Regions from separate parts of the Homo sapiens genome. Here region 2 is linked to region 1. A link is an interaction called in ENCODE POLR2A ChIA-PET data of the cell type or tissue named here. Cell type or tissue: MCF 10A. All regions are shown on one strand. Each heading gives the region's core, and the rest is flanking DNA. Links, peaks and the distances in the headings are about the cores only. Region 1 holds the start of MIR34BHG (MIR34B and MIR34C host gene). Region 2 overlaps LAYN (layilin).

Region 1 (4,399 bases), core at 43-4,042:
GCTGTGGGCGGTCCCTGAAGGGCCTCCAAGGGAGACGCCTAGAAGATGGAGGCCCAGATTCTTGAGACGTTTCTCTTTCTGATCTAGCAGGAGGGACAAAGAGCTCCTCCACTCCCTCATTCCCCAAGAAGGCCCCCAGCCTACCCAGTTTCCGTGACCATTCCGCCCTGGGAAAGCGGCTTCCCAGGTACCTCAAATTATAGGTTTGAATTTTCCAAATGGAGGTGGGCTTGGGTAGCCTCTGACATATGGGAGGATGGCTTGGAGAGTCTCATCTGCACCTCTGTGCTCTGTTGGGGACTTGGCCTTATACTCTTAGAGGGCCATGCAGTGATGTGAAGCCTGGGCCTTCTAGTCAAATAGTGAGCCAGGCAGCTTGTTAGTTACATCAAATCGTGGTCCTCTTGAGATCAAGGCCATACCATTCAAGACAGTATATATATAATAAATTACTAAACTAGGGACTATTTAGAATAGTAGAAACTATTTGTATCAGAAATAGAAGGGAGGTCCTCAATGAGAGCTGTAATAGGTCAAAGAAGGTTCCCAGAGGAGGTGAGACTTGAGTAGATCCTTGATGCACGAGTACATTTGGATATTCAGGGTTAGGGCTGTGGATGCCAGAAAAACAGTATCTTGTGACAGTTGGGCAAAAGGGACAGTTACAGAGGACTTCTGGGAGATCTCTGCTAATAACTTTCCTTCCCCTCCTTTGCCTTTAATGAATTAATCAGGAGAGGATAAGGAATGTTCTCTTTATCCTCACCTTGTGAAATTCAGCTGGAAGCAGCCTCCCCTAGAAATATGGTCTTCATGCATCCAGTATAGAGCACCCATTGCTGACACCAAAGGCTTAGTTCTAAATTAGTTTCTGCAAAAGAAAACTTCCCACCTATAGATTGATTCCCTAAAACCAGCAAATGGTCTCATAGATGCCACAAGTAACATGAACAGGGGCAGGTCATCTGGATCATTCAATACAAACTACAAACTCACACTATTAAAACAACTAAAGAACTGCCCAAGGATGTTTGAATAAGTTATAGCATTTTCTTTGCATATGAAAGACAGCACTTTTTTTCCAAATGCATACTTTGTTCTGTACACCCCATAGTGAAGGGAAAGAAACCAAAATACAAAATATGTAGCACAGAAAATGTTAATTGTAAAAATTAACTCGTAGAATTAAATTGTGAAAGACAAGCCATCTACAATAACTGTATTTTGTATTCATCTTATCTTTGTGAGGGGCACGGTGTTTTAGCACACATTACATAAATGACTCACATTCACCTAAATATACATACATGAAACTAGGAGCAAAATAGTCTTCATTCCATTAACAATATGCAGACTTAGAGAAATCTTGGTTAGGAGATAGTTATAAAAATGATTCTCTTCTACCAAATTGTTAGTCACTTTTACCCAATACTATATCGAACACTTCTTCCCAACTGATGTTTTATGATTATTAGTTGCATCTTAAATATCTTACCTGAGCTGGATTGCTGCCATCCAAGGCAATGGTTGGGTCAGATGCCTTGAAAAGTAGGTTTCTACAGACTTTTCTTCAAAAGTAATAAAAAATAAAACTCATATGTAAAAGTCATGAAGATGCATTGCCTACTGAAATAACTTTTTAAAATGAGTTTATTTTCTATGTAGTACAACTAAAAATTTAAATAACGACAAAAAATATGTGTGGCCTAGTTCTGTTGAAAAAAAAAAAAGAATGCTTGTTCTTAGGGTTGCTGTTGATTTGGCCTGCAGTTACTAGAGAAACTCCAAGGATCTCATTCCCTTTATGGTTCATGTCTAGGCATGCCTGGAGACCAGGGAGACCCATGATTTAATCTAAGTAAGAATGCTTGTGGTGTTTTAAATGCCCACACAGAGGATTGCATTTGTTTTAGACAGTACAAGGAAGGCACCTTTCAGGGGAATTGTTTACTGTTTTAATTTCTGGGCTTTTGGTGATTAGGGAGATGGAAAAGGAGCTATCAGGAGAGACAAGGTTGATGACTAGGAGGAAGCCAAGAAGAGTGTAGAAAACAAATACCTTCTGCTTTAGCTTTGGCACATTTATATTGACTTAATTTACCACTTCTAGATACAAGACTAGATTGATGGGAATTGGGAATTAGAAAAGGTGGAGACAGGCCGGGGGTTGTGGCTCACACCTGTAATCCCAGCACTTTGGGAGGTCAAGGCGGGCGGATCACGAGGTCAAGAGATAGAGACCATCCTGGCCAACATGGTGAAACCCTGTCTCTACTAAAAATACAAAAATCAGCTGGGCGTGGTGGTGCGCGCCTGTAGTTCCAGCTACTTGGAAGGCTGAGGTGGGAGAATAGCTTGAACCCGGGAGGCAGAGGTTGCAGTGAGCCGAGATCGTGCCACTGCACTCCAGCCTGGGTGACAGAGCAAGACTCCATCTCAAAAAAAAAAAAAAAAAAGAAAAAAGAAAAAAGAAAAAAAAAGATGGAGACAATTGGAGACAACATATCCCTCCCTTCAATACATACAAACTCACCATCTCCCACAGCTTTTGAAGGATGTTGTTGGAAGAGGAAGAAATGAAGAATTAGACTAATTAGAAATTACTGGATTTTAGCAGCTTCTTTATAAACCTGTTTTGTTTTTGTTTTTGTTTTTGTTTTTGTTTTTTTTTGAGATGGAGTTTTGCTCTTATTGCCCAAGCTGGAGTGCAGTGACGTGATCTTGGCTCACTGCAACCTCTGTCTCCTAGGTTCAAGCGATTCTTTTGCCTCATACTCCTGAGTAGCTGGGATTACAGGCGCCCACCACCATGCCTGGCTAATTTTTTGTATTTTTAGTAGAGATGGGGTTTCACTATGTTGGCCAGGCTGGTCTCGAACTCCTGACCTCAGGCGATCCACCGCACCCCCCTTGGCCTCTCACAGTGCTAGCATTACAGGAGTGAGCCACTGCACCTGGCCTAAACCTGTTTTTTTAAATGCATATTTACTCATAGGAAATATAAAACCATATCTTGGTTTATAGATCAATAAATGTCAGATTATTAAACTTCTTGATAGTATACCTAGAAACTAGTTTATATGTTGAAGCAAGACTAAATTGAAGTCAATTCAGTGCCTTTGAAGAACTAAAAATAATTGAATCTATTTATGGGAGAAGATTTTCTTTTGAGCTAAAATGAACTGCCAGCGGTTTTTATAATTCCATATTTCTAGTTTCATTTCATTGTACTCTCATTAGTAAGAGTGCACCAGATTCTTAATTAGCTTCTTGTTTATATTTATTGATTAATCAATACTGTTGCTTTCAGTATAAAATGTTAATTTATCTTTCAGGTAAATCATAAGCAGTCTAACAAAATAGTCTCTATAATTAAAGTTGCCGGAGCTCTTAGGTATGGCTTCAGTAGGAGCAAACAGGTTGCATATTTTCCATCTTTAGAGAACAATCTCTAAGGATTTATGTGGTCTAGTTGGTGAGATGGACAATGTGTGTATATATAGATAATTAATATGTTAATTATATTAGTATGTAATATGAATATATCTTAATATAACTTATAGTAATAGATTAAGAATTCATGTTTGTGTTATATATTCTATTTATATTATATATAATTATTTAATATCAAGATGGTTATATGAAAAAGTGCTTCAGGAATCCTGATGACTAATACAAACTTCATTATTGCCAACATTTAGGAAAAAGGAAAAGGAAAATTATCAAAGGTTAGGACACAGAGAAGGCTATATGGAAAAGATGAGCCTAGAAGCAAAAATACTAGAGATGAAGAGGGAATGTTTTGGTAGCAGGAGCAATTTGTGAAGGAAAAACACAAGCAAATTTATGGAGATTGTAATGTATAAGGCCAATTGGAAGAGCAATGAGTGTGTTCCCATTGGGGAAATAAGATTAAAGAGGACTTTAACATTTAAAGTCCTCCATGATCCTACTTACCTGCCTGCTCATACGTTTCTGTGAAGTTCACCAAAAAAAAAAAAGCCCAGGGAGTTTCAATTTCATTATTCTGCTCAAGGAGCCCCAGATGTATACAATGTGTTGTTTTATAAGGATTCATAAAGTAGCATAGATTAGAAGAGGGAGAGACAGAGGAGACTGAAAGACCATTTAGGAGATTAGTAAATTTCAGTACGAGGTGATGTAGAAAATATGGGATGAAGAGAGAAACTTTGTGAAGGAAACTTTGCATGACTTGGTTGATAACTGGTTCAAGTGAACAAACGGAATAAGATTAACTTCCAGACTTCGACGAAAAGTAGAGGTGTTGAGGGGGAAAATCTAGTCAGAGAATAATTGTGATTTTAGGTATAGGCATGTTTAGTTTTAGGTCATGGAAGAATATTGTGGTGGAGTTAGATATGTGGAGTTAGAACTCTGG
Region 2 (4,399 bases), core at 132-4,131, 51 kb before region 1:
CTCCAGCCTAGGGAACAGAGCGAGACTCCGTCTCAAAAAACAAACAAACAAACAAACAAACAGGAATGCTTGTCGAGTAAAGAGACCAAAGTGGTTGTCTGATACATACATTTTATCTGTCATGTGTGTCACAGTGGAAAAAAAGGTTGGGAAATACGGTTTTAAATGGTTGTCTTCGTCCATTTCCTATTGCTTGTAACAGAATACCTAAAACTGGGTAATTTATAAAGAAACAAAATGTATTTCTTATAGTTCTGGAGGCCGAGAAGTCCAAGGTTGAGGGGCTGCATGTGGGAGCGTCTTTTTGCTGGTGGAGACTCTCTATAGAGTCCTGAGGCAGCGCAGGGCGTAACACGGTGAGGGGCCTGAGGGTGCTAGCTCAGGTCTCTGTTCCTCTTCTTATAAAGCCACAAGTCCTACTCCTGTGAAAACCCATTAATCCATGAGGGCAAAGCCCTCATGACCCAATCATCTCTTAAAGACCCCACCTGTCAATACTGCCACATTGGGGAATAAGTTTCTACATGAGGTTTTTTTTGTCTTTTTTTCTTGGTTGGTTTGTTTTTGAAACAGGATGTCACTTGTCACTCCGGCTGGAGTGCAGTGGCATGATCAGAGCTCACTGCAACCTTGACCTCTGGGCTCAAGTAATCCTTTCACCTCAGCTCCTGCATAGCTGGGACTATAGGCATGCACTACCACACCCAGCTAATTTTCTTATTTTTTGTAGAGACGGGGTCTCGTTATGTTGCCCAGCCTGGTCTTGAACTCCCGGGCTCAAGCAATCCTCCTGCCTCAGCCTCCCAAAGTGCTGGGATTACAGGCATGAGCCAACATGCCTGGCCAACCTGAGTTTTGAAGGGGGCAAACATTCAAATCATAGCAATTATGAAACAAACTTACTAAATTTCCATATGATACTAGCTTAATGAATAAGCTCAAGCTCAACGGGAACATAGCAAACCCTTAACATTTAGCAAATATTTGTTACATAAGTGAAGTGCAATTATTAGAGATAGAAATGGAGTTGGGTAAACTCAGGCTAGTAAACCTGAGGAGGAAAAAGAAAGTGAATAATTAAAATGCAGGGTAAGACTGGCTGTGTACAAACACAGAAGAGATCTCTAGGTCCCAGAAGAGACAACACATTAATGAAAAAAGGGAAGGGAAGATGCTGAGGGTCTGTTCTGATTACAACCTTACTCCCTTTATAGATTAACAGTGGGTCCTCAGTTCAAGCATGAGTGACATAAAGTAAGTTGTTAGCACAATTCACCAGCATCTGTTTACTTGTTACTATGCTTCCTTCTTGGGAGGCATTCCAATTACAATGACTCAGTTACCTCCTCCACCTAGGGGGACTGTGAAAAACAAACTTTTAAGCTGAAATATTCAAACTATTTGACATCAGTCTGAAAAGATGCATTGTTCATCCATTCAATAGACATTGATTGCCTACCCTGCAAGGTGCTGCCATGGGTTGCAGGACCCATGATGCTGACCGGCAGATAGGATTCCTACTAGCGAAGCTTGCAGTGTAATAAGGGCCAGAGTTGTGGGGCACAGTGCAGGATACAGGGCAGATGATAGAGCGAGGCTGTCTGAAGCAAGAATGGAACCTTGGGCATTTTAGAGCAGTGAATCAGTCCTTCAGGACCATGTGCTCAGTTTTTGCTTGAAATGTAACCACAAAACACACTTCCCAAAACAGGGAGTTTTGTTTCCTAGTATATTCAGTTCTGCAGTAGGGCAGATAATTTGGCAGGGATTCCAATCCACTACATTCGATACTGCTTTGACCCAGACTAGTTAACTCTAGAGGTTGGGGCTCCATATGTGAAGCAAAGTTGCTGAGCTATTAAAAAATAAGACATATGAGGAAAGGTTAAAATATGAGATTATGAAGCTGATTGAGGGAAATTGCTGGTGATTTAAATAATGGCTTTCAGACCTCCAATGTGTATATGATTGATGCTGGGCTGAGAAACTTTTCTCTGAATTTGAGGCCAAACACAATTGAAACAATGAGGTCTGTCAACAAAAGGTAGAACTGTCATCATTATTAGTCATGTTATGTTGATGCTGCAGTAACAAACATGCAAACAGAACAACGTGTAGTATCAGGGATGGGAGTACATAAGCCTAGAAGCTGAGACTCAAATTTCATTTTTAGTTTCTTTAAAAAATATTTTTGTTTAGAGACAGGGTCTCATTCTGTTGCCCACGCAGGAGAGCAGTGGCGTGATCCTAGCTCACTGCAGCCTCAACCTCCTGGGCTCAAGCAATTCCCCCACCTCGGCCTCCTGAGTAGCTGGGACTGCAGGCGCATGCCACCATGCCCTGCTAATTTTTAAATTTTTTGTAGAGTCAGAGTCTCACTATTTTGCCCAGGAAGGTCTGGAACTCCTGAACTCAAGCTATCCTCCAATCTTGGTCTCCCAAGGTTCTGGGATTACAGGCGTCAGCCACTGCGCCTGGCCTCATTTTTAGTTTTGCAAGTAGTTAGATATTTCCAAGTCTGGATGTCAGGAGAAACAAAAAAAGGTCCCCTGTGGCCACATGCAGAGGAAGGGCTGTAGACACAGACTAACACTCTGTTTCCTGCTCTTTATTTGATTTTATTATTCTTTGAAAAAAACAGATATGAGAATTGCCGATGCACAGGCCAGCCTGTGCTACCATATGTGGGCTTTGAAAAGATTCTGGATTTTCTGTCTGTATGATAATATGTGCTGCTGTATAGAGCAAGGAAAACAGAGGTGGTTTTCCAAGCTCCACAGCCCATCTTTATCACTGCCAGGTAAAGCTCTGTCCCTTAAAAGTTAGATACAACCAACCAAGTGACATTTATTGAGACTCTACTATGTGCCAGACCTGGGCAAGGTACCTTCTCATAAGGTCGAGCTGGATGACTGGCTGGGATAAAGGATACAGCCAAAACGTGGGGGTCCAACAGGAGGTCGTGGGGACCACATGCTCATCCACAGGACCTGATCTAAGCTTGTTCATAGACCTTCTGTGTATTTTCCTTATAGAAAATAAGAGGATTTTGCTTATCATTTCTTTTCCATTGTTGTCAGTTTCAGTTTTTTATATGTCCTAATAACCATATATTTCATTTTCCACCCATCCAGACTCCTTACTCCTCCCCATTTGGTCTGGGGAGAACTCATAAATGTCATTGGTCACAAATCCACTCTCCACGCTCACCAGAGTCACAAACCCACTTTCTGATGGGTTCACAGCCATGTTGTCATAGTCACAAGACATGTCATCGGGAGTGGCTTCTCCCGAACACACTCGGAATGAAATATTCTTCAGGTCTGGCCGGGTCTCAGCTAAGTCAGCTTCGCTTTGTTTTCTTATGACATTGTAGACCTCTAGGTCCGGGCTGTTTCCCTGGTGAGGAGAGGGCCAGATGGTGTGTTGCTTCTTTGTGCTAGGGTCTGGCTGCTCCCGTTTTCTAGGAAGAAAGAAAACCAGGGCTGAGTGTTTTAGACCAGGTGATTGAGAATACCCTTGTGCTTCCTGTTGAGACGAGAGGAAGCAGCCCTGGGCAGTCACCCAGCTGCATGTCTCGTCTATGTAACTTACAGGCCAGGGCTTCGGAGTGGGAGGGAACCAAACAGGGAGATGTTATGTTCAAAGTGATTGTGTATCTGTCATTCACTGCTGCCCAAGTGTGGGCAGGGTTATTATCCTGGGGTTCCCTAGAGTCCCTGGAGTGTCCAGGGATAGAACTGAATAGAGAAAAAATACCACATTACAAAAAAAACCCAAAAAAACAAAAAAACACCTCAGCTGTGCACAGTGGCCCACGCCTGTAATCCTAACACTTTGGGAGGCTGAGGCAGGTGGATCACTTGAGCCCAGGAGTTTGAGACCAGCCTGGGCAACATGTTAAAACCCCGTCCCTATAAAAGATACAAAAATTAACCAGGCATGGTGGTGCACACCTGCAGTCCCAGCTAGTTGGGAGGCTGAGGTGGGAGGATAACCTGGGAGGTCAAGGCCGCAGTGAGCTGTGATGGTACCGCTGCACTCCAGCTTGGGCGACAGAGTGAGACCCTGTCTCAAAAATAAAATAAAATAAAATAAAATAATAAAATAAAATAAAATAAAACCAAAACAACAAAAAACACGACTCATCCATAAGTGAAATTTAGCATGTCCTTCCATTATGAATGTAAGAGATAAAACAGCAGGATTAATATCTTTGACTTGATCACTACTAGAAATTATAGATGTTTTCATATCACAGTTATAGATGCCTTGAAATATTTTAACCTCATCTCTACTTCAAAATTATAATAATTATACCCAGCACTAAATAAAGAAGCATTAATAAAGGAGTACATGTATTACTAATCACATATTCATTTTTGGAAATATTTTGCTA

What was found. ChIA-PET counts read pairs that join two places held together with the same protein. Peaks named below come from ENCODE experiments on the same cell type or tissue, not always from the same donor. Only the 100,000 strongest peaks of a DNase experiment are listed, where the experiment ranks them.
Region 2: POLR2A ChIA-PET joins it to region 1 with 5 read pairs; 5 of 35 experiments call an interaction of 5 or more read pairs at or near these places.

Annotation. Positions count from the first base shown.
Region 1 is chr11:111,507,969-111,512,367 of GRCh38, reverse strand. BTG4 (BTG anti-proliferation factor 4) reads left to right here. Exons shown (of 5, transcript NM_001367975.1): 1 at 1-187. MIR34BHG (MIR34B and MIR34C host gene) reads right to left here and starts at 1,766. Exons shown (of 2, transcript NR_147706.1): 1 at 1,496-1,766. RefSeq lists an enhancer at 1,127-2,326. In MCF 10A, for the core only: no CTCF peak of the experiment used is centred there; a DNase peak (open chromatin) is centred at 1,817.
Region 2 is chr11:111,559,159-111,563,557 of GRCh38, reverse strand. LAYN (layilin) reads right to left here. Exons shown (of 7, transcript NM_178834.5): 7 at 1,813-3,463. The coding sequence ends at 3,100. Among named protein-coding and RNA genes, the nearest start is that of LAYN, 21 kb to the right of the region's middle. RefSeq lists a silencer at 1,260-1,554. In MCF 10A, for the core only: no CTCF peak of the experiment used is centred there; no DNase peak of the experiment used is centred there.